Regions from separate parts of the Mus musculus genome. Here regions 1, 2, 3 and 5 are each linked to region 4. Evidence: chromatin loops called from intact Hi-C (ENCODE). Cell type or tissue: left cerebral cortex. All regions are shown on one strand. Region 1 overlaps Zdhhc17 (zinc finger, DHHC domain containing 17). Region 2 has its middle 19 kb from the start of Zdhhc17. Region 3 overlaps Zdhhc17 (zinc finger, DHHC domain containing 17). Region 4 has its middle 17 kb from the start of Gm29916. Region 5 holds the start of Zdhhc17 (zinc finger, DHHC domain containing 17).

What was found. Peaks named below come from ENCODE experiments on the same cell type or tissue, not always from the same donor. Only the 100,000 strongest peaks of a DNase experiment are listed, where the experiment ranks them.
Region 1: it touches region 4 in a loop (4-fold over the local background); 35 of 42 quality-filtered maps call a loop at or near these places.
Region 2: it touches region 4 in a loop (2.2-fold over the local background); 4 of 42 quality-filtered maps call a loop at or near these places.
Region 3: a loop joins it to region 4, with 6 times the contacts of the local background. A loop is called at or near these places in 24 of 42 quality-filtered maps.
Region 5: it touches region 4 in a loop (2.9-fold over the local background); 11 of 42 quality-filtered maps call a loop at or near these places.

What each region holds. Positions count from the first base shown.
Region 1 is chr10:110,987,601-110,992,600 of GRCm38, forward strand. All of the region lies in intron 1 of Zdhhc17 (zinc finger, DHHC domain containing 17), which reads right to left. Among named protein-coding and RNA genes, the nearest start is that of Zdhhc17, 20 kb to the right of the region's middle. In left cerebral cortex, CTCF peaks have their summits at 2,308 (motif pointing right) and 3,367 (motif pointing right); DNase peaks (open chromatin) are centred at 2,314 and 4,665; H3K27ac peaks cover 523 bases.
Region 2 is chr10:111,026,751-111,031,750 of GRCm38, forward strand. No RefSeq gene overlaps it. Among named protein-coding and RNA genes, the nearest start is that of Zdhhc17, 19 kb to the left of the region's middle. In left cerebral cortex, no CTCF peak of the experiment used is centred here; DNase peaks (open chromatin) are centred at 2,576, 2,889 and 4,956; H3K4me3 peaks cover 317 bases; H3K27ac peaks cover 945 bases.
Region 3 is chr10:110,973,748-110,978,747 of GRCm38, forward strand. Zdhhc17 (zinc finger, DHHC domain containing 17) reads right to left here. Exons shown (of 17, transcript NM_172554.2): 4 at 597-674; 5 at 1-145. Among named protein-coding and RNA genes, the nearest start is that of Zdhhc17, 34 kb to the right of the region's middle. In left cerebral cortex, CTCF peaks have their summits at 911 (motif pointing right) and 2,545 (motif pointing left); DNase peaks (open chromatin) are centred at 913, 1,799 and 2,466.
Region 4 is chr10:111,098,347-111,103,346 of GRCm38, forward strand. No RefSeq gene overlaps it. Among named protein-coding and RNA genes, the nearest start is that of Gm29916, 17 kb to the left of the region's middle. In left cerebral cortex, a CTCF peak has its summit at 1,915 (motif pointing left); DNase peaks (open chromatin) are centred at 941, 1,300, 1,909 and 4,937; H3K4me3 peaks cover 702 bases; H3K27ac peaks cover 365 bases.
Region 5 is chr10:111,006,664-111,011,663 of GRCm38, forward strand. Zdhhc17 (zinc finger, DHHC domain containing 17) reads right to left here and starts at 3,403. Exons shown (of 17, transcript NM_172554.2): 1 at 3,275-3,403. The coding sequence starts at 3,367. In left cerebral cortex, a CTCF peak has its summit at 2,737; DNase peaks (open chromatin) are centred at 2,814, 3,130, 3,336, 3,604 and 2 more places; H3K4me3 peaks cover 2,838 bases; H3K27ac peaks cover 2,726 bases.

The sequences.
Region 1 (5,000 bases), 110 kb before region 4:
AGCCAGGAAGGGCTACATAGAATACCTATCTACAAAAAGAAAATTAATTACTTAAATTAAGTATTTGCCTACTGTACAATTTTTGAAAATGTCCTGTCCCCATACCTGGGAGGAGAAGAACTTTCCTGGAGTCCTGCGATTCACTTAACATGTTTGAGTTAGAGTTGTATATGCAAGACTAGATAGTACCCATCTTCTTACTTAAAGACAGCTGCCCCTTTCTAGTAGCACTGATTTGTGGCGTCAATGTATTTCTGACATTCTACAACTAACAGTCACACACAATCTTCTCCTGGGCTTCTCTGGTTTTGATGTTTAGATTTAAATACAACTGCAATCATTAGTGCTATTGACCAAATACTCCCATGTCTCAAGCACATAGATTCTACGACCCTGGCCAAGTGTGTGTAAGTGAGAGATCCCTATTTTTAACTGAATATGAACAACAAATATATGCCTCTCGCTTTCTTTGGGTCATAGACACTGGCAATGCTCTCAAGAGTAAAATAGTAATTCTGGGTCCAAAAGTAGCCCCTGCTTACCCTAAAGCGTGCATGGATCATGAACCAGTAACCCTTGAGCTGTCAACATTTCAGAGCTGAGACTTCAGCAGAACCTGTGTATCCTAAGGAGTATAGTCACGAGAGCTATGTATTTTGTAAAGTACCACACAGATCGATCTCTAGAAATCATCTTTATTTTTAAAAGGTGGTTATAACTAATATATGGCTTTGCTAATTTATGTTCACAGATTTCTTATATAAGAAAACTTTCTTATTCTTATATAAGCAATAACTTCTTATGTACATATGAGTATCAATATAAGAATATCTCTTTGAACAGTCTAAAGAACAATCTAAATTTCCTAAAAGTAGGTGGTACTGTTTTCTCATTTTCATGCCCAAGTACTAGCAAAAATTACCAAATTACCTATAGTAAACACTTTACCAGACTGATTCTAATCAAGGATTGTGTGGGGTCGGATTGCTTGCTGCAGGTATTGAGGCAGACTACCTTAGACTAGCTTAGCTCCCGAACTGCTTTTCTCTAGAGGAACCCCTGCTGGCCTTGCTCTGTACCCCCTCAGCACCTCAGTCCATCCATGCCTCTGCCTCTACTACTCTCTTCCTATGATCAGGCTTAGCACGGAAATGAGCACACTCAGCAACGTTACAGAATCTTCCATGACCTGTTTACTTTTTTCTTCGACTTTAGTATCTACCATTCTCCTCTACCCACACTACACATCTGTAAGCTGTGTCCTCCAAAATCCTTGCTGTCTTATACCTTAGCTCATGTTAGTCATCCTACTTAGAAGATGTCCTCAGGCTTAGGCCTTTAAATCCTCCAGTTCACAATCTGAGCATCACTTTAGCTCTCTGAGACACTCAGCTAGCTCCCCTCCTACCTGAGCTCCCTTTCTATGCAAACAAATCATCAGGCATTGTGTGAAAGAATTATGTTACTTCACCATCTCTTTTGTAACAAACCTAGTGGCTTAAAGCAACACAAATTTTTGTCTTAGGCTACTGGATCAGAAATCCAAAACCATTGTCATGAATACCTATGGAGATATTCAAGTACTTGCTTTCTCAACTGGGACATCCTGAGAGTTCGGACGTCTACTCCCTCTCCTTGAACAAACTTTAGTTAAGCTCTTTTGAACACTGAGAAAATGTCTCACTAACCAGCCCAACCTGGCTTCAAACTTGTGAACCTTGAGCTGCTTCCCAAATGCTGCTGGTAGTACAGGCTCCAGCCACAGTGTTCAGTTGCGCCCCTTTCTTGACCTAGTCTCCTGTCCTCATTTGGTTGCACAGCCCAAGTTTAGCAAGAATACTACTGGGTAAGTTGAGAGATAATCGCTTTAAATTCTTCAAAGAATCTTCTCTCGTTAAATTGTCTCTATATTGGGCAGGGTAGAGGTCATAAAGAGTTGTGGGGTAGATGATATCTACTTCGGGCAAGTTCAACCTCTGTCCTTAAATACAAGAACCCTTGTCAGTCCCATGCTTAGCAGTGTGATCCAGGGGGGAAAAAAAAACGCTCAGAGAAAGCGGTACCAACACCTACTCTACACAGGGCATCCAGGGTAAGCACTGTCACTCTGAGAATAATCAGCACTGAGATACATGGCTCTCCTTCACTCGATGGTAAATGTATTTCACTGCACCAATAAATCACACAAAAATACTGCCCGTTTATTCTTTTTGATACTGTGCTGGTTAGATTTTTTCAACTCAGGTAAGCACCTACTTACAGATAAAATGGCTTGGTTTCTTGAACTTTATTATGAAACTGCCCTCCAGGTGGCAGTACCACTTTATACCTTCACTAACAATACAAATGTTTTCCTCCCACTGAGCTTAGATTTATCAGACTTCTTGCTCTGGAGACCTGAAAACACCAAACCTTCACACACTTCAGTTACTATTTCCCTACAGCAAAACAAAGAAAGCTTGTCAAACTGGCCTGGGGACTTAGCAGCAGGAGGTCAGATTATCTTGACAAAGTGAGGATGCATGCTTGACAGGAGATGGCTTAAGAAAGGATGGACAGAACATGGAACACCTACAACTCTTCTAGGGAAGTTTTGTTACTAATAAGAGCAGAAGCCAGAACAGAAAGGAGACCTAAGGAAAATAATAGTGTTTGGTTTGGTTTCAAAACTGGAGAGAGACTTGTTTCCTCACTGATAGAAATGGTGTGGTGAGGCCACGAATTGGTGGGCAAGCAAAGCCCAGGAGTCTGTGTAGCTGTCATATGCAGCATCATATGTCAAATGCCAATGACAGAAATCAAAATCTGGATAAACTGACCTACATACTGTATTTATTAACTAGAATATCCATCATAAAGATGCCATTCTCCTCAAATTTATATATGTGTGTGTCTGTTTAGTGCAATTTCTATCAAAATCCCTCAAGATTCTTTGTAGCTACAGACAAGGTTATTCTAAATTGATATAGGAAGAAACCTGTTATCTTCTAAAAGTCAATTTTAAGAACTATTACAAAACAAAAGTTACCAGCATCGCATGGGGCTGGCTTAGTTTTAGACACAAAAAGACTCCAGAAACAGAAAAGAAAACAAAAACAAACCCTAAAAATTAAAACCCATGTATTTGCTCAAATATTTTTAACAATATAAAAGCAATTTAAGAAAAGAGTTTTTATTCGAGGCCAGCCAGGGCTACACAGAGAAACCCTGTCTCAAAACAAACAAACAAAAAAAACCAAACAAACAAACAAACAAAAAAAGAGTTTTCGGAGATGAATGGGAATCCATAGGCAAAATTAAAATTAAAAAAAAAAGACCATTTTTTTAAGATTATTTATTTTATGTATGTGAATACACTGTTGCTGTCTTCAGACACACCAGAAGAGGGCATCAGATCTCATTATAGATAGCTGTGAACCACCATGTGGTTGCTCGGATTTGAACTCAGGACCTCGGAAAGATCAGTCAGTGCTCTTAACCACTGAACCACCTCTCCAGCCCCAATCAACCCAATTTTTCAAACTCAAATTACATAAAAATCAACTCAAAACTTATTACAAAACTAAATGTTAAAAAAAAAAAAAGTATAACCTTTAAAAAGGCAGTGAGACCAGGCATCTAAAGGCTAAAGATTTCAAAGGAAGGAGCATACTAGTCCACAACGTAATCTGGACCTTTGTTTTCTAGCCTCCAAACTGGGGAAGGGCTCTCCACAAGTAAACCGTCTGGTCTGTTATTTGATCCCAGCAGCCCTAGTAAACTAGTGCAGACAGGAGATACTTTACCAAAGATACAGGAAGGAAGATATACAGGAGAAAGGATATTTACTATCATCAGCCACTTCCCGAGTGGCAAACATCACAAACTACAGGGTGGGTTAGAAGTGTCCAAGGGTGTGGTTGCCATATCAGTCCTGTAATCCCATCACTCAGGACACTGAGGGAGGAGATTGCAAGTTCCTGGTCAAAGTGGGCTGGCTACATAGGAGATGTTATCTAAGAAAGAAAAGGGGTGGGCATCAGGCTGAGAAGATAGTTCCTCAGATAAAGTGATGACTTTAAGCCATATGGACATAATAAACTTGTCTTTAATCCCCAGCCCTTGGGAAACAAGGGGCAGGTTCTCCAGTAAGCTAGCGAGACTAAGCTAGCTGGATGGTGAGCTCCAGGGTCAGCAAGAGACTACCTCAAACTATAAGGCAGAGAGCAACCAAGAAAACCAGTATCAACACACACACACAAGCACACGCACACGTGTGCACACACACACACACACACCACATGGGGGGGGAGGGGAATACACACACACACACATACACAGTGAGTGGGTCAGTCATAATTTAATAGAATTGCCGTCTCCACATCTATTTTTAAGCTTGACATAAAATATCTGAAAACAAGTGCTACCTTGTCATCTCTGGCCTACTTAAAACTTCCCTACTTGAGTGACTGCAATATAGCTAGTTTGTTCTTTATTTCCTAATCTCACATCAAACAACCCCACAGCTGTTAGCCATGATAAAACCTAACGGTCAGTTGTCAGTGCCCGTGTAAATGAGGCACTCACTCATCCGTGTGCGCTGTGGGGGCAGAAGACAGCTTGGCAGACAGAGGTGCTTGCTGGGGAAGCTCGCCTCAATCCCTGGAATCTGCACAAGGCTGAGGAGACTCAGCTCTGTTAAGCTGTCCTCTGAATACGCGTGCTGTGTCACTATGCAAATCATGTGACCCACACAGCACGCCTGCACATTCAATAACTAAGCTTTGGCTAGCAAATCCACACCCTTTCTTTCCCTTCCCCAGCAAGGTCAACACTGCCACCCTCGTGACCCTTCATAAAGGCACATCAAAAGTTGTCTCCTCTCTCTCCCTACTTCCAGTTCACCTTTAGCCCCTCATACTTACTGCAAATGTCTTCTGTTTCTTGCACTCAGGTCTCACCTTTTAACACATACCTGATCCTAACTCCACACCCCTGCACCCCTGCCAGCACTCTCCTAC
Region 2 (5,000 bases), 72 kb before region 4:
ACTGAAATTCCACACTGGGTAGAGCTTAAGCATAGGAGAACTCAAAGCCCACCCCCACAGTGACACACTTCCTCCAACAAGGCCACACCTACTCCAACAAGGCTAAGCCTCCTTTTAGTGCCATTCCCTGTGGGCCAAGCACATGATTCTATAGGGGACAAACCTATTCAAACCACCACACACTGTCAAATACAGTAGACAGCCACCATTGAATATCCCAAAGAAGCCAATGGCACCCCCATCATGGAATTTCTGTCTTAGGTATTTAATATGTCCTTGGGTCTCTTAGGAGAAACACAGTTAGGCGGTGAGTCTTACACCTTATATTTTACTTTTCCCGGTCAGTCTAACTTCCTCTAGATGCCTTCCTTAAATTGAGGCACTGTCATGTCCCCTTCATTCCCTTCATCTGTGTTTCAGGCACCCTTCCCCACCATATATTAAAATGGACTCCAGTGGCCTTGCTTCACCATAAAAACCTATGTTGTTAATGATAATTTTGTCCACTTTTATATCCTGCCCTGCCTGGCTTATTACTATCAAGATCCACTCCCATACCTTTGTTCAAACAAGTGATACTTTTTCTCATCAGAGGTAAGTGTGAGGGTGGGGCAGGGGGGGAGGCAAGAGGAGACTGCTCTCTCTAGGTCAGTTGTTCTCAACCTATGGGTTACTACCCCTATAGGCAGTCAAATGATTCCTTCACAGGGCTCAGCTAAAGCCATTAGAAAACACAGATATTTCCATGACAATTTGTAACAGTAGCAAAACTACAGTTAGGAAGTAGCAACAAAAATAATTATTATGGTTGGAGTCACCTCAACATGATGAAATGCACGGAAAGGGTTGCAGCATTAGGAAGGCCGAGAACCACTGCTCTAAGCAAAGCAAAGAGAACTGATTATTCAAACAGAATATGTATGCTTGGGATGTGTGAGTAGAACTGTCACAGGCTGAATGCTATCACGCGAGGTCTCAGGCTCCCATTCTTTCTCTGCCATGGACTTTGCTATAGATGACTTCTCTGGGCTGTCAATTTGATCTCCTTGGAAGTTCCGTTAACATGTTGTTCAGTCTTGGGTCTGCCTGACAACACAGTTTGCTCTACAGACACAGAAAACAAGCATCTTTTTCAATGCTGCCCAGAGGCTCTAATGGCTAGCTTTAAATGCTGACTTTACACAACTTATAATCTCCTGGGAAGAGAGTCTCGATGACCGATTGTCTACATTGGTTTGGCCTGTGGACATATAGGTTGGGAAGTATCTCGAGCTGATTGATCTGAGGAGACCCAGCCCATTTTGGGCAGCACCATTCCCTAGGCAGGGGACCCTGATTTGTCTAAGAGTAGAAAATCAAGCTAGCACAGGTAAGCAAGCAGCATGCATGTATTTAATGTTCCCTGCTCTTTACTATAGATATGATATAGCCAGCTGCTTCGATTCCCTGTGATTTCCCAGCAATGATGGACTATAACCTGGAACTGTAAGATGAACGGCAAACCCTTTACCCTCCCAAGTTGCTTTTTATCACGCTATTTTTATAACAGAAATAAAACTAAAACAGAGGGTTTTTTTGTGTTTTCATGGCCTGCCCAGAACTGAATACTGGCTCCTTGAGCCCATCTTTTCTTTTGAATCTAAATGCTCCCTTGGCAAAAGCAAGCCAGTCCATAGGTCCCATAATTACCTGTACCTTCAAAATGTTTAAAGACATCCCTATTTGTCTTAGTCACTGTTCTGTTGCTGTGAAGAGACACCGTGACCAAGGCAACTCCTCTCAAAGAAAGCATTTAATTGGGAGCATGGCGGCATGCAGACAGGTGCTGGAGCAGTAACTAAGGGCTACATCTGGGTTCATAGGCAGAGAAAGGGGGACTGGGAGACAGAGAGACAGAGACAGTGAGATAGACTCTGGGCTTGTAATGGCCTTTGAACCCTTAAAGCCCACCCCCAAGAGACATAGTTCCTACAACAAGGCCACATCTCCTAATCCTGCTAATCCATTTAAATAACACCACTCCCTGATGACTAAGAAATGAAATTTATCTGCCTATGGGGGCCATTCTGATTCAAACAGCACACTTGTGAACCTATACCATATCCCAATGATTTATCAATGAAAGTCTTAGCGATGTGACTGAGGCAGGGATACGCACACCTGCTTTCTACCAGCGTTGGAAGGAGTTCTGACCAGTGAGACATTAGTACTAGAATCCTTCTTGGGTAGGACAGGAAAATCTGCTTCCAAGTCTACGTTTACTATCAAATGTCTTAGTCCCGCCACAAGCCAGACTCTGATATGCGGGTTTTCATACAATTGGTTCATTTTGGGAAATGTTTGAAAAGAACAATAGGAGAGAAAGGTAACTAGAAGACAAGAAAGAACGCCAATGGATGTGTTTCACTGGGCACCTGGAGCCTGGTCCTGCTGGGAACCTCTGAACACCTGTGTCAGAATAAAGCAGGTGGCACAGAAGAGGACACACAGACTGACCAATCCCGTGCTGCCATTGTGAGAGCATTTACAGTGGCCACTCCCCCACCCACTGGATGCCTGCACAGAAAGGAAGCAGACAAGTTTTGCCAGGCATTTCGCGTTCTGTCAAAGGAGACCCAGTGTAAAATGCAAGGGTTACTCCATCCCCCTGAGGCAAAACGATGTCAGAGCACAGTTGCTATATGGCACCAAGGGCACAGCAAAGGGCAGGGGTGGGGGGCAAAAAAATACAAGGAAGAAATCAAAGAAGTCAGACACTCATGCATGCATCCCTTAACAGACTACATCCTGGTTGTTATTCTCTATGCCTGCCACCTATCTTAGATGCTAAACACATTAAAAATAGAAACACAGGATAGATTGGCGTTGTGAGCCCCAAGAAGACGACAGCACTTCCGTGGTGCTCCTGCCAAAAGCCAGATCCCAAATCTATGCAGGAAGAAATGTCTGGCAACCAAATTAAGGGACAAAATTTATACCCTGTACTCCTGCTCTTTCCCCCACCCCCAAATGTGACTGTTCTGAAAGACAAAATCTGGGGAGTTAGCTAAATACAAATCAAATGTGACATTGAGCCTGGGTTTTGTCTTGCTAACACAAGCGTCATTGGGACAATGTGTAAAGTCCAAGCATAATCTATAGGTTAAACAATGTATTTTGAATTGATGTTTATTTCCCAATATGTTCTATTGTATTGCAGATAATTTGAAAAGGTCCCCGTTTTTATGAAAATATACCGTGGTATGTTAGGCATAAAGAATATCATCTCTGAAATTCTCCAATAGAGAGTGACAGTAAAACTTTTAGAACTTGAGAAGAAAAAAAAGAAGATATGAAGGATATTTGATAGCTTTTTGTATGGATACTGTGAAATTATGTCCAAATGAAACTTAAATATTTACCACATGTATTCATGTGAATATGTATACAAATATGAATCTTTACATGTATGTATGTATGTATGTATGTATGCATGTATTGCTCTATGTATATCTATCTTAAGCACCTAGCAAAGGCTTCCTGTCACACAGAAGATGGCATATGTATGTTTGAGAGAGGAACAAACCAATGGCGGGTTTTGAGCTGTTTAGCACTGTCTTTTCCTTTAATGATAATTCAGGATATCCTGCTTAGAAGAGTTCTTTCACCCTAACACGTATATTTTCCTAAAGAAAATTGGACTTTGATCATGAATATTGGTTGAGTTCATAGATATAGGTAGACATTGGTTTTGTTTTATTTTGTTTTGATAGGAAAAATTCTACATATCCTGGAATTTACTACTGTGCTCCCGCTTGGAAAGGAGCTAAAAACCCATCAAGAAAGTCATTTCAGTGTGAGTTTCCTGAGCCAAAGAGCTCGACTCCACGTGGGATCACGTGACTAATAATTGGGAATAATTTGGTAAGAGTCAAAGGTTTCCAAACACGCCGTGACCAAATATTACTGCAAAATCAAGTGTTATGAATTTCAACACACAAGCTGTGCCCTGTTCATTCCTCTACTACACAGTGCTGATGAGTGTTGCTCAAAGCAGCTTAGCCCAGGTTCAGGATACCTGAGTTATATCAGTTGCCATACCTACCAAGTGTTCCGTGCTTATGGGCATAGAATGGTCTAGTGATGGAGACAGTAACCATCTTCCCCAGCACATGTCAACTGACCGCATTTGGATGGTATTCTGTTAGGCAAAGGCTGCCAGGTCATTAGAATGGAAACTTTCTTTCATCTCTAAGGAACAGGGAAAATTGCTTACATACCAAAGAATGGAGTTTGTTGTTTTTAGAGACAGGGTTTCTCTGTGTAGCCCTGGCTGTCCTGAAACTCACTCTGTAGACCAGGCTAGCCTCAAACTCAGGCCTGCCTCTTGCCTCTCAAGTGTTGAGATTAGAGGCGTGCACCACAGCTAGCAAAGAACTGCTTCAGAGTCAATCTCTTTATGATTTATTATCAGCAGTGTTTGATTTGTCTTCCTATTTTATATAACTATACATCCAGAGTTCCGTTAAAATCTCCCAGGTGTAGAGGGCAAAAGCGAAGGAATCCCTGGTATAAGTAAAGGCAACAGAGTTCTAATTCTCTGGAAATAAACTTAGTAATAAAATTGTATCAAATAAAAGAAAGATTACAGACGATGGCATTTTTTTTTTCAACTGCACGTTCAAAGTATTTAAAACATCACCTAACATCTGTTTGTTGCTTCATAGCAAAGTCTTAACGCTATCATGTAGTTTTCCGCTGAGAAGGAAACAAGCTGACACTCAGAAAACAGCAGGTGAGAGTTGGAAGAGAGCTCCAAGGAGCCAGCCCTAGTCACTGGTGCTTGAACATGGTTAATCCCCTCACTTCCTTTTACATAATCCAGCCAATTCTTTTTATAGCCACAGCTAGTTTGAGTCAGGCTCCTCGAAGTTCGCTACAAAACCTGTCACCACCAACACACACGAAAACCGAAACTGGTGGTTTGTCACACGCGGAGACTTCACCACGTTGGAGATGTA
Region 3 (5,000 bases), 120 kb before region 4:
CTGTCCTTTTGCTATAAGATAAGCAACAATTGAGGTATGTCCGAACTGAGCAGCCAAGTGGATACAGCTGCATCCTTCCCCATCAATTAAGGAGGGGTCTGCACCATATTTCATTAGTTGTACAACCATGGATAAATGGCCTTGTCTAAAAAACAGGAAGACGAGCATTTAGACATTAAGTGATTCCAAAGTCTTCTAGGAAAGCGCAGACTTGAGGAGCGTAAGGATGGAATCAAAGCACACATTTTATCAAGTTGCTTTAAAACAAGACACAGGAGTTCACAGTTCTTCAAAGTCTTAATTGGAGCAACAGCTTTGATAACTTAATGAAAGCATAGTAATTATTAAGTGAGTTCATTCCAATATGATCTTAAAACCCCCAAAAAACCTATTTAAGTAAATGCATGCATACTTCCAAAGTATTACAATTGGATTAGCCTGCTTCCCTAGGAACAACTTGTAGCTTTGTTTCCAGTGAAGATAACACTGGGCAGCAATAAATAAATGATTGACTACATCAAATATTAGCATTATCATTTAAAAAAAAAAAACTAAAGGAGCCTAAGGCGAAGCATGATATAGAAGTGAATGTACACCTTGTGGCCCAGTGCAACGGAGTTGAATTCAGGTCTCCTCCAAGTTGATCCACAATAGCACCTTTCGAAATATAGTATCTGTAAAATAAAATTTGTAGTAATTTATAGAGTGTTCATCTTCAACTTTAAGAAATTATGTGAAAAATAAAACATCTTCCACTATCAACCTACTTTGTGCCTTTGAAGATAAACAGTCTTTTCAAAACCTTCCACCTACAATCTGTCCTGCCTGCAGGATATGCTGGGATAATGACGGCGCAGAACTTGTGAGAGTGGCCAACCAGTAACTGGTACAGCTTGAGGCCCACACCACAAGAGGGAGCCCACGTTTAACACTATGTGGATGGCCAAGAACCAAAGGCTGGTAAGCCCAGAGACCTGGGATAGAACCAAATATGACTGGCAAAAAAAAAAAAAGACAATGAAATAATTTCTACTGACATCATTGTTCTATACTCATAGATCAGTGCATATCTCACTGATCATTAGAGAGGCAAGTGATCCAGCAAGTGATAGGAGCAGATGCAGAGACTCACAGCCAAATACTGGGCAAGGCAGGGGAGCCCCACAGAGGAGAAGGAAGGACTTTAGGAACCAGAGGGATGGAGGATACCATGAGACCACAGCCCACAGTATCAACTAAGCAGGGCTCATAGGAGCTCACAGAGACTGAAATGACCATCACAAACCTAGAATGGGTCTGACCTAGGGCCTCTGCATATACCTTATGGTTGCAGAGTTGTTCTCATGAGAGCCCTAACAGTGAGAGTGGGGAGGGGTACCTGTGACTCTTTAGCCCACACTTGGAACCCTCCTCCTCCTAACAGGCTGCCTCATCCAGCCTTGACGTGAAGGTTTGTGTCTAATCTCATTGTAATTTGTTTTGCAGTTCATATACCTGGGAGGCCTTTTTAAAAAAACAAACAACAACAACAAAAAACGGGGAAACAGAGGAGTAGACCTAGGTGAAGAGGGAAAGTAGGGGTAAGACTAAGAAGAGAGGAGGTTGGGGAAGCTGTGGTCGGGATGCAATGTATGTAAAGAATAAAAATTAAAATAAAAAGAGTAAGAAAACCAAATCATATAAAAAGATATTCAGGCAACCACAAAGATCTGAACAAACTTTTGGAATCAGTAGCTGAGTCCAGAAGAGCCAAGAATAGCCAAGGCACTGTCTACTTCAGTGAAGCTCTCCTCTCCTCTCCTCGGAGGGTGAGTAAGGATTAAATCAAGCAGCAGGCACAGAAGATGCTACCGCCTATAAATGAGAAAGGAAACCCTTCACTATGCCCTATTTGCTATAAAAAACATGGTTTTAAAAAGAGAAAGGCAGCTTTGCTACTTAATACACTACTGTCACAGCATTTTTATATACTCTGAAATGAAAAGACCTAGCTGTTCTTTGTGATGCTTAATTATGGACTAATCAACGCAATGAATCAAATATAAATGCCTTTAAGGCATGAGATAAACACTTCCCACATAAATAGCGACATAGAATTGACATATAATAACACCATTCTAAGTGATTTTTAAATAACAAATGCATTCACACTTAAGGAACACAGTTCTAAATTCTTAATATAACCATTCTTACATGTTTAATTCAGAAAACATTGCTTCATATAAATATGCATTAAACTGGTCTTGTAAAATTGCATATAATAAAGCGACCAAGTTCTCCATCATGCAACATAGTTAAAGAAACCCAGCAAAATAGTTCCAGGATGTGGGTTTCTTTTTTCTTTGGACACAAGGTATCACTTTGTAGCACAAGCTGACCTGGAAGAGGAGTAGCTGGGATTAAAGCTGTGTCACCACCATGCCTGGGTTCTATTAAGAACACAAACGGTGGAGGCTGGAGCCATGGCTCAGAGGTTCCCAGGAACTACACTGTGGCTCATAGCCCCCTAGAATGAGATCTGGTGCCCTCTTCTGGCCTGTAGGCATATATGCAGGTAGACCACTTATACATAATAAATAAAATCTTCTTTTTAAAAAACACACACAAATGTTTACATAGGTCTGAAGTGTCTGATTGAAAATGTTTTGAAAAGACTAGAATCTAAAGCAAAAAAAAAAAAAAACTCCACTGGGATCTCTTTTTAAACAATCTTATTCTTTTCTATAGACAGTTTACATCTTGGGACTCATTTTTACTTGGTGAATTTATACAATTCAAGTCAGTGTTGAGTAATTATTAAATGATTTCCAAAAAAAGTGACTTCCATGACTTTTCCTTCACTGTAAAGTCCTGAAAGAGAGTACTATGTTTTCATAATATGGTATTTGTACCCCAGATGTAAGACCTAAGCTCAAATTGACAACATTTAAACTCTTATTTTGTACAGCTTGTATTCACATTTTTAATTATGTGTATGTGTGTGGGTTTATACACATGAGTAAAGTGCCCAAGAGGCTAGAAGAAGATGCCAGTCCCCTTGAAACCCAAGACGCAGGCAGTGGGGAGCAGCCTGGCATAGGTGCAGGTGCCGGGGCCTCTATAAACTACTGAACCATCTCTTCTCCTCCTAACTCGCTCTTATATTTATTTTTATATTCAAACCTCTGTTCAATACTACAAAAAAAAATGTTGTTTAGGAGACTGGTCTGGTACTGCTATATTTTCAAATGCTAAGTACTAAGCCCCCAAATCTGGTTGGCCCCTGACAAAATCCTCCCATACAACATATTATGTTATGTTACCCTGCTCCCAAAGCTCTTTGGGCTATAAAAGGCTATAAAGCCTGTGGTTGGGCAGTATAAGGTAGGCCGGCTTTCAGATACCTGGCTGGAGGTCACAGGTATAGAAAGGAGAGGAGAAGAAAGAAGTCCAAGGAGGGGATGGATTGTGAGCACATAGCCATGAGGTACATTGGCTGGGATGTGAGTTAGAACAGCTCTGAAACCTGCCCAGTCTAAGCTCACAGCTTGTAAATAAAAGACCTGGACTGTGTGTCTTTTACACGGACTAGCAAGAATTTAGAATTCATTTTATAGGGTATCATCAAAGAATGTTCTTGCAGGCACTAATATTCCCTAAGTTTTGAAGAGGGACATTAACAAGTATTTAAAAGACAAAAGCCAATAGCTACAAGACTAGTTTCACCCACTAGAGTCAATCCAGAACACGTTTTAAATGATTAAGGAATTGGTGGTGACTGTTGCCACCAAAGCAACTGTTCAAGATTAGCTTGTAACAAAAGCCATGGTCCATGGGCCACAAAGTACAATTAGCATCACAAGTGGGTGTTGCAGCAATAAGGGAGCAAGTTGGCTCCTGGAAGTGCTACTCAAGGTTCTTTATGCCCTGCAGTGTTGGATCTTAGAACATGACTGCAAACTGTAACTGCAGTTCAAATCCAAACTGTTCTTTCAATGTGCAGAGTTCGTTTTTTGTGTGTCCCTGGTCATCACCCTATGGTGAAGATCCTCAACCTCTTTTGTAGCCTAGGTGAGCAGACTTAGCTCCCCCAATAAGCGATGAGAAGAATGTTTTTTTATTCCGTCCCTACATATGAGGAGCGCAAGTATTTTTATTTCTTTAATTTAACCATGCAAAATGTGTTGACTTGACTGATTCACATGTAACTTTTTTCTCATATCTGTATCTGAGGGTGAATCCAGAGGAACGACTGTGATTGTCACAGGAAGCCGACTGTATTATTTAAGAGAATTCTAACAACTCCAAAGGGGGGGTCAAAAAATCACAGGAAAAAAAAAAAAAAGCTTCTTCAGGACAGCTAAAGAAATAAACAAACAGGAAGCCCACAAAATGAGATAGAATCTTTGCCGTGTGTGTGTGTGTGTGTGTGTGTGTGTGTGTGTGTGTGTGTGTGAGAGTGTTTGTGTGTGTGTGTGTGTGTGTGTGAGACATATGATAAAAATCCTGAATATACTAAGAACTCAAAAAGTTTAAAAAAAAAAAGATTCCCTATGAAACTGACTTGAGATCTAAACAGTTTTCAAAAGAAGAACGAAAACTGGCTAAGGCATGTGTGAGCAGCTATGGTGGCACACAACTTTAATTCCAGCACTCAGTGGACCTCCATGAGTTCAAAGCCAGCCTGGTCTATATAGTTTCAAGACAGCCAGAATTACATAGAGAGACCCTGCCCCCAAAACAAACAAACAAAAAGAAATAACTCAAAACTGCTCACTGCCCCAGCAATTAGGAAACTGCAAATCAACACAACTCTCAAAACTCATCTCACCCAGACAGAGTGGCAAACATCAACAAAGCAACCAGGAACTAAGACAGGGACGTGGAAAACGATGTGCGGGAAGTGAACCCCATTCACTACTGGAAGAACTGCAAACTGGTCCAGCCACTGTGCAATCAGAGTGAAGAATATTCAAAACTCTAACGATAAGTCTATCATTCGCCCCAGCTCTATAAATCCC
Region 4 (5,000 bases):
CACCACACTGAGTCCTGAGTACTACCACATAGACATCTGAGTACTACCATACAGAGTGAGTCCTGAATACTCTGAAGAGTCCTGCAGCTCCTTCTAGTGATTCACCCAAACTGGTGTAGTCATAGAAACCCCTCTAAACAAAACTGAAAGAAATATATCTTTGAGCCAAATCCAACCCATGGAGTATTAGCTCTCAATCTCTAACATACAAAACGATCAGGGCAAGATGGCTGCCACCTGTTAACGGGCACGTTTGAATTCGCTGTCTCCTTGATGCCTCACAACAGCTGGAATATGTCTGCTGTTGTTGGAGTTTTTGTCTGTTTTGTTTTGTTTTGTTTTGAGATTGGCTTTCTATCCCAAGCTGTCCTCTAGGTCCCTACGCAGCCAGGGGTTTCCTTCAATTCCTGATACCCCTGCCTCCAACTCCCAAGTGCTGGGACTACAGGTATGCACCACCATGCCTGGTTTATGAAGTGCTAGAGATAGAATCCAAGGCATACAACCACTCCAGCAACTGAGTTACACCCCCAGGCCATTGAGTTTTGGGGAGTTTGTCCAATATGGATAGTTTTGAGCGCTTGTTTGAAAGTTCTGGCAGGGGACAATGTAGCTACTCGTGAACCCTTGACTTCTCACACCCTAACATCTTAAATATTAGCGGTTCTCAACCACTAATGCTGGGACCCTTTAATACAGTTCCTCATGTTGTGGTGACCCCCAGCCATAAATGTATTGTTTGCTACAAATTATTTGGTGCTATTTTGCAACTGTAGTTTTGATACTGTCGTTGTGTTTTATAAAAAAGAAAGAGACACCAGGGATATGTTTGGTGGAGGCACAGTATGGTGTGGGGGTGTGCTTCTGCGAGGCCCATGCTGAGGCATCCCTTCCCCCTGAGGGACCAGTCACAGGACTATAGTAGTGAAAAGAGTTTATTTAGGGCATGGGGAGGGGAGTTGAGGGGGTAGTAGAGACAGAGAAAGGCAGAGAAAGAGAGGCACACACACACACACACACACACACACACACAGAGCAGAGGAGTAGAGGCCAGCCATGAGCATGTGTGGGGGTGGAGGGGTGGAGAGAGAAGAAACAGAGGGGTAAGAGGGGAAGAGAGCAAGAGAGCCAGAGAAGGGCTGTGAAAGTCTTTTGTATCTGTGTATGAATAGGGTTGAAACCACTGAGGCTGACATTTCTTAGCAAAAAGAAGATAATGAAACAGGTTGCCATTTCAACCATCTTTTGAGGTTATATACTTATTAAGAATCACTGCACTGCCAGAGCTGCCTGCCTGCATGGCTACAGTCCCCACACTTGGGAGGCCGGGCAGGATGATCAAGACGGCAGCCTTAGCATAATAAGCGAGCTTGAGGCTGTTCTGGGCAACATGAGAACCTATTTAAGAAAAAAACAAAAAAAGTCATATTGCCACTGTAAAGGGTTGTTTTTGTATCTGTCTGTTTTGTGGGTGTTTTGATACATAGTAACCTCTGAATTATAAACACCAACCAGGTCCGTAAGCATCCCATTCATTTCTGCATCCACATCCCTTCATTTCCTGCTATGTGCACCTGGTGGTCATTGTGTAGAGTTAAAATGACTGACATTTGTTGACTGTGTTCAGTACTGATGCATTTCCATGCCTGTAGGCATCGATAAAGTACAAATTATTTTTATATTCGTTCTTAGGAAGGAATCCAAAGCACAGGAAGGTTCCGATCAGTGTTTAGCTGAGCCTAAAGTGTCCATCAGTTCAAGCAACAATCGACTTAGGAAGGCAAATAAGACATATTCAAATATAAACAAGCAGTTGAGTTGCCTGGTTTTCAACAAAAGGCAGTTGGGATTTGATTGGCATTTATTTCCTCCCTTTGTTTGGTTTGACATCGAAGCTGCTCTAGTGCCACCTGCTGGCCAGGATGGGGAACTATCTGACTTTCCCTGTAATTGTATTTATTCCAGCAAGATTCTTCTATATATACTGGTCATGTAACTGCAGTTTTTAAATGTCTGGCCTATGGCCCCCCCAAATAAACACTTGACGTGTATTATTTATATCTGGATAGATAGATGGCCATAATATTGATCTAAGGTAGAGCACTCCAATTTATAGTCCAATTTTTGTATATTTCCAGACACCTCAAGATAAGCATCACAATATAGAAGTACATGTGTCATGAATACATGTTTCACAAATCCTGGTATCACTATCATTTTGCATAGGATAAAAGGGAATTATTAGTGATTTTCAGAAAGCTGTGACTTCAGCATACCTTAAGCTTTGATTGTGCAATTCTTACAAAGTGGTTTGTAAGTGTGATTTTATTTTAAGATATCTTATATTATGTCTTAAAATAGGGTGTAACATCTTCACAGGGCTTTGGGGGGACTATAGTCAATGAACTGCAAAAAAAAGTGGTTCGATTATTTAAATTACAACCCTGAGGTGAACTGAATTCCTTTTCGTGTGTGCACAAATCTGCATGGCAAAGCACTGACATTTTAGGCCCGGGCATGCGTGCTTGAATGCAGCTCCCCTTCAGAGTGAGTAGAAAATGGCCGGCCCTTTCATGTACCAAAGGAAGGGTTTGCACTCTGCCCCCAACACGATTTCTACCACAGAATAAAGCCAGTACCAGAAATACAGAGGCAGGAGGGGGAGAGAATTTATTGGAAATGGAAGTTACCAACACAGAGAACAGCAAGCAACATTTAATCTAACACTGCTGGGTCTCGCTAAGGGATACATTAAAAAAAAAAATAGGCAAGTTGCTTATAGAAAGAGAACCCCTGAAGGAGAGGGGTAATGCAGAACTACACAAATTACATAGAACAACCTTCTCCCTCTTTCCCTTCTCCCCTCCTTCCTTTTTCTCTCCCCCTCCTTTCTCTTTCTCTCCTTCCTCTTCCCCTTCCCCCCTTTTTTCTCCTCTTTCTCCTCCTATTCTTCTCACTCCTCCCCTCCTCCCTCTCCTCCTCCTTTGCCTCCCACCTGCTCTCCTTCCTCCTCCTCCTTCTCCTCCCCCTTTTCCTCTCCTTCTCTTTTGCTCTCCCAAACTTTATTAATGGAAAAAACAGTGTTGGCCAAGCTATGAAGCACAATCAGTTTTCTGGAATCCCACTTGCAAACACCTGACACTTGGTTTCCAAATGCTCACACAGGAAGCGCACAAGGTTCCGGGTTGGGCTAAACAGGTAAGAAGTTGCAATCCTGATGCTCGCGTGTTCCGGCTTTGCCCAGTCTGTAATCTGTCCTTGAATAGTAATCTTTGCCCAGTAGCTACTATGCCCTCACTCGTTTTGTCTGTTAGCTTGCTGAACTCTTCTTCCCTATGTAGAATTTGAGCCGCCTGGCCAAGAACTGCATTTCTTATGTCAAAACTAGGAATTTGTTTAAAGCAACAGCATGCTCTCTTTTGTATGAGTTGCCTTAGCAGCTATGGCTTGTACTACAGTCTCCTAAAGGAACTGTGGGTTGTCTTAAGCATTCCCAAGCAGCCATGATGAGTTTGAATCTGAAGGAGGCCAGCCACAGCCATTAAATTAACCCTAACGCTGGAATTATTTACATCCATGTTGACCAATGTCCATCTTGAGTTGCAGTTTAAGTAATTTTTGACTTATCAGATTCTAACAATATGTAAAGTTTGAGGTGTCTGTGAGCAGGGCCTCTCTTCTGCTCTGTGAGCTCACCTTGGGGAACTAGGGTCTCAGATAACTCAGAAAACCACAGCGGTTGGAGCCAGTGGCTTTCAGGTTCTCTTCTCACGAACTGGAAGAATGAATTCCATGACTCACAGAGGGTGAGTTTTAGTAAGAACGGTTCTATTGCAGAAAACTCAAAAAGGAAAAAGTCAGGGTCCCCATGCCACTGGGTTCCCAGAAAGTGGGATTCCAGTGAGTCTCCCAATGAGACCTCACTGGATGGAGGCCTGGAGCTGGGGTGAGCCGATCAAGCCCGCTCCCATTCCTGGTCTCAGCCCTGACATCATATTTGGTTTCTGGGAAAAGGGTTCCTTTAGGCCAAGGGAGATAAGGCAAAACTGCTTCTATTTCCTGGCACCCGTGGCCTCTGGCCAGGACAGAACCGAAAGCACTTAGGCTTAAATATCTCTGGCATCTTTGGCCTCCAGCGAGGAGGATGCAGCTGGTGGGACCCAGAGTATTTCCTGCTTTAGCAGAGGGGAATCTGTGCGTGTTTGGAGCCGATTAATCCTGCATTGATGCGGTAGTTTCCATGTGTGGTTCTTGTTACCAAGTTTGTTTTCCAACAGTGTTTCTTTATCCAAGACTAAGCGTAAAACCAAGCCACCAATCAGCAGCTTCTTGCGCATTCCGAATCTTGAAAGGAAAGCGAACGCCTCCGAGACACTTTTCAAAGAACTTGGACCAGTCACTGCTGTGGATGTTTCTTAAATCACCTATGCCTTCAATCTTATGAGCGTCAGACTTTCTGGTCTTCAAGACAGACAATCAAGTTTCTAAATTCTGTTTCATCTTTGCAGGTGAAGCAGACAGGATTCTGGCAGCGGAATCAAAAGCTTGCTTCATTCAGAACGTGCCCCCCCCCGCCCCCCCCCCGCCCCCCCGTCTCTCAGGTTGCTGCCCCGCCCCCAGCCCCACCCAGGTGTAGTAGCCGCAAGCTGAGGGATAATATAGATAATATTGATTCTCTGATCCTTTATAGTCGTGCTTTTGTTTTGATCCATGAACTGACCGGATGTAGACTGGCCCCCTCCGCTCCTCATACTCAAATCCATGTAAGAAAGGGGAGGCTTGTAGGTGTCAGAAATGGAAAGACTCAAATTCAGAGTAGCGAGTGAGTAGTGCCAAAGCTGGGGGTGTCACGGTCACAGAGCACCCAGGATTGGCTATTGTCAAGCGGCATGGCGTGAGTCATCAGACTTCACGTCCGTCCGTCCGACCGTGAGGCAGCAACCGCAGAGAATAAGCAGCTGACTTAGCTAAGAGAAGTGCTCCGTTAGCTTCCTGAACAT
Region 5 (5,000 bases), 92 kb before region 4:
AAAATGTTTCATTGCCCAGTAACTGCATATCTGTCTTAAAAGGGTTTAGTGATGGGCAGTTTGCACACAAATCAATGAATTAGCAATATCTGATTCTAACCACCTATCTAGACACCTATCTAACCTGGAGGGACACAGTCTTGCTGTGTAGCTCTCCCTAGCTTTTGTTTCATCTCCTCAGGCATGTTTATTACAGGTGTATTTGCATGTTTGCTAGCAGCTAAACTCTCTTATCCTACAAATTATTTATCCGTCTAACAAATACTTAGAAAATATTTTTTGTGACAGTATTAAATCCAAAGAAAAAAGTAAAACGAAACTTTTCTACAAAATGTAAATCCAATAAATTAAAAAAACACGTAAATTGGGTGGTGGTGGTGGTATACTCCTTTAATTCCAGGACTTGGGAGGCAGAGGCAGGCAGATCTTTGTGAGTTCAAGGCCAGTCTGGTCTACAAAATGAGTTCTCTGACAGCTAGGACTACACAGAGATACCCTGTCTCACCCGCCCTGCCAAAAAAAAAAAAAAACTTCAATACATATAAATTTCTAAATTACTCAAAAAGAAAGCAACACTTCTTCTGATAGTAAGCGTGGAAAGATGCCCTTACCAGAGCCCCTAAAGTGTGTTCATTGATGAATTTTGACATATATTCCCGTACGGTTAAACAAAGTCTGGAAACATCGATAGTTTCTGATGAACAAATAGGAAAAAAGCTTTAAGAAGTTTTTACTTTCTATCATTTAATTATTGAGGATTCCAAATTAGAATCCAGGACTAGGGATGAGGTGCTGGTAACAGGGGCTTGCCTAGTATGCACAAAGCTCTGGGTTCAAACCCCAGCACTGCGTAAACTGGGTGTTGTGGCACATAGCTGATCCAAGGTAAGAGAACTAGAAATTCAAGGTCATTCTCAGATACAGAGGGAGTTGAAGGCTACAAGGCACCACGCCTGGGAGAGAAAGAAGAAGAGCAGGAAGGGATGGAGATAAATAAAACAGAAGCCGTGACAGAAAGGTAACCCAGTCAGTGTGACACAAAAGCCTGGGCTCTCCATTATCTCCTTAATGGGCCATTAGTTAAGCAGCATCATTACCATCATCATCATCCCAACTTCACACACTCTAGACAAACAGCATGCCCCGTTCTGCTCCTAGCACACTGTAAGGAGTGCATCAGGTCTACCGCAGGAGCAATTAACTAACCACAGAAAATGAGGACTATTTCAGTCGGTCCCCAACGTTCCAGACTTACACTTACTAGACCTAGTGCTTACTTGGCAAAAGAAGTCTCTATCTTACCAATTTCACCTCTGAGCAATAGGGAAGTTGATTTTCTAGTAAGATTCCATCTGTTAAATAACAGACTGGTGACACCTTAAGTTCAAGCTCTCTATATACCAAGCAATCTCTAGATTTACTAGTAGGTTAAGAAAAACAACAACTGTTTTGAGACACAGTGCCCCTATGCAGCCCTGGCTGGCCTGGAACTTGCTATGTGGATTAGTCTGACTTCAAACTCAGAGACATTCCTGACTCCCAAGTACTGGGTGTGAATGACCACACCCTGCAAAATTATGTTTAGGGTAACAAACAACATACATTTTTACAAAGAGGAAAGGTTTTTGTTTTTGTTTTTGTTTTTTTGTGTGTGTGTGTGTGTGTGTGTGTGTGTATAGTTTGGTCTCACTGAGCCACAAGCTGGCTTCCAACACATTATACTCTCAAAGATAGCTTTGAGCTCCTAATCCGTCTCTCTCTACCTCCAAACATCCACTGAGTGCCACAGTACATTAAAATACATAAGACACTTTTAAGTGCTTGAAATATACCCACAGGAACCGATGAGCAGAAATATTCCTTAACCCCAAATACAACACAACATCTGAAAACTTTCTGGACATATTTTAGGACCTTGTGTAAACCAAAAGAAATCTTTCTAAGTTTATTGCCACTTTAATTTTTCAGAAAGTTTCTTCTTACTGCATAGCTGTGTCAGAAACCCAAAACAGTCTTTTCTAATGAGACTTGTCTCAGCATATATTTCTAAGAAACTGTCTCAGTTTGTGTGTGTGTGTGTATGTGTGTGTGTGTGTGTGTGTGTGTGTGTGTGTGTGTGTATGATCAAGTTAAGAGATAATAGGGTATTAATACGAAAGTGGTCCTTTGTATTTACAATTAAAAAAAAAAAAACAAGACACAAAAGCCAGGAAGAAATAAAATCAATCGAATGCAAAGTAACCACGTTTATTCGAACACCACGGATCTGGACACCATTCTCAACCTCAAAACACGACCTGAGTTCTGCAGGAAGCTGCGCTACACTTTCCTGCCCTCCCCGCATCTCACCGTGCACCGATGATAATAATAATAATAATAATAATAATAATAATAATAATCAACAAACCTGGATACACAAAGAATTGCTTCCAGGCCTTTACTAAACACAAACTCAGCTACAAACTGGGAGGTAAACAACGGGCAGAACCTGACGGCTCCGGCAGAGAAAACTGTTCCCGTCCAGGAGATACAAAAGAAAAAACGGTGGGAAACGTGTTGCGCTGTCTACCCTCCCTGACAGTCCCCAAACAGCGCTACTTTGTGACAAGCTAATGGGTGCGTGCGTTTATTCGCCAAAGTTCAGACCCTCTCTCTTTTTGTTTTTTTGTTGTTTTCTTTTCTTTTCTTTTTAATAGCCTAAGGGCAAACACACCCCGAAATTCGCTGTCCCCAGCGGCGAGCTGGTTGCTATGGCATAATCTGGAAGGACATCACTTTGCCCAGGAAAACTACGATCCCCGGGGAACGAGTGAACTGATGGGAAGGGTCGTGTCATCCGCCACCGAGAAAGAGGGGACGAGGAGAGAGTTAAAACCAAACAGCAGATCGGCTGCCTCCCCTGCCTGGGGAGGCTTGGAGCGAGACCAGGGGCTCCGGCCGAGGTTCCAAAGTGTCAGCAGGCCCCCGTCGCCCCTGCACCCGCAGGCAGCGCGGCGACACCACAGGACCATCGCCATCCCCACCTCTGTCCTCCAGGCACCGCCAGGGACGGCGTCCCAGAGCCCGCCCCGGCCGGGCCCGCCCCGCTATCTCCTCCCCCGTTATCCGCTCGCTCGCCGCCGCGCTCGGGCCTGGACTCGCTTTCTTCAGCCTCCCCCGGGGTCCCGCCACAGGTCACCGCGCCGGACGCCTCGGCCGCCGCCCCGGGCGAGGCTGAGGGAGCGAGGCCGCGGGACCGCAGGGTCCCGGGAAGGCGCTCGGCGCCGTCCCTCACCTCCGGGTGGAGAAGGGGCACGCAGCCCGTTTCGGTCTCGTACTCATCCGGGCCGTCCGCCATCTTGGTGTTAAATCCCTCCTCCCGCTGCATGCTGGGAGAAAGCGTTTCAGCCTCGCGGGGCTCGGCAAGGCGGAGGGCGAGCGCGAGGGCGAGCGCGAGCCCGGATGAGGGCGACGCGGCGCCACCGCCACCGCCGCCACCTCCTCTTCCCTCCGAGCCCCCGGGACGCCCCCTCAGCCCCTCCCGCCGCGGAGGGCGCGGGTCCCGATGCGCGTGCGCCGGCCCGGCCCGACCCGGCCCGGGGCTGGAGTGTGCTCTCTGCTGCACTGCGCCGGGGCAGCGGACCGCGTTGGGCGTGGGCGCCGCGGCCCGGGGGCGGGTCCCGGTCGGAGGCCGATGCTGCTGCTGCTGCTGCTGCTGCTCCTCGGCTCCGGCCACCCGGGAAAGGCCGCGCGCGACACAAGACGGAGATCCAGAGCCGCGCAGGGCAGGGTCCCGAGCCTTCCAAGGGCTGGAAGGGCTTAGGGTGTGACCCTGGGAGAGCAAGGATGCGTTCTCCTCGCCTCCGCACCTGTGCCTCGGGGACACCGGGAGAAGCAAGGACAAAAAAAAAAAAAAAAAAAATTGGCTTCCTTGAAAAAGCTTTTGTTGTGTGATGCCCTCTTTGCGATTGAGCTAGGGCATTTTTTTTTAAAATCCTTGCTTTTGACAAGGTCAAAGCCCCACACTTTCCCATCTGCTGCATTTTAATAGGGACCCGGGGATTCAAAAGTGAAACCTTTTTAAAATGAAAGCTCTAGAGTGTGACCCAGATAAAAATGATTAAAGCCGGCTTTAAGAGGATATTGGGGTTGGGAGGGGGCTGATGGAACAATTGCAGAAAGGATTTGTTTCTGGTTTGGGCTACTAGGGATTGTAAATCTCTACAGCGCCAGGGAACATTTAGCAAAGAGCGATCTGATTAGAGATTCTGATACTAACCAGTCCCCTGTCAAAGCCAAATCAGCCAAAGATCACCAGAGGGGAAAAAACCTGCAGTCGGACAAAGCCAGATTTACTGGTAGATCGGGAGGAAGGCACGTCAGAGGAAAAAAGGATGGGGCATGGAAGAGGAAACCCCTTTGTAAGGTTTATATTCCCGCCAAAAGAATCTGAGGAGGGTCTGGGGAGAGCTGAGATCGGTTCTGGATTGGACATAATCGATTCTGAGGAGGTGAGGAAAAACCAGGAGTAACAAGGCATTGGACGAGATCACGAGGCTAGGTCCGTTCAATACTGTGCTCTCCCAGTAACAAATGAAAACGGCAAAGTAGACCTAGTATTCGTCGGTAAACGGGCAGTAATCACTCAGAAAAAGGATGAATATGCTATTTTATAGCTGCTTCTGGTGGGGGGAAAGAAGCGGTCTCTTTGGCGCTGCCTGTCTCTGTGTGTATCCTCTCAGCAGGGCTTTTCCTTCCGGCACGGACCGATTTTCTTTTCTTCTTTTTTTTTTTTTCTTTCTTTCTTTTTTTGTCCTGGCAGAAACCAGAAACCATGCAATTCTAAACAGAATTCCTAGTTTTTCGTTCACAGCACCGAAATTTTCTTCAGTCACGTGTCAGCATGAACAGACTCTTTTTTTTTTTTCCTGTAATATTACAGGCTCGATCTCCTTACCCTTAGGCTTTTGCATTTACCCAAATCTAGGGGAAAAAAAAAGAGTAAAGAAACAGTTGAGAGG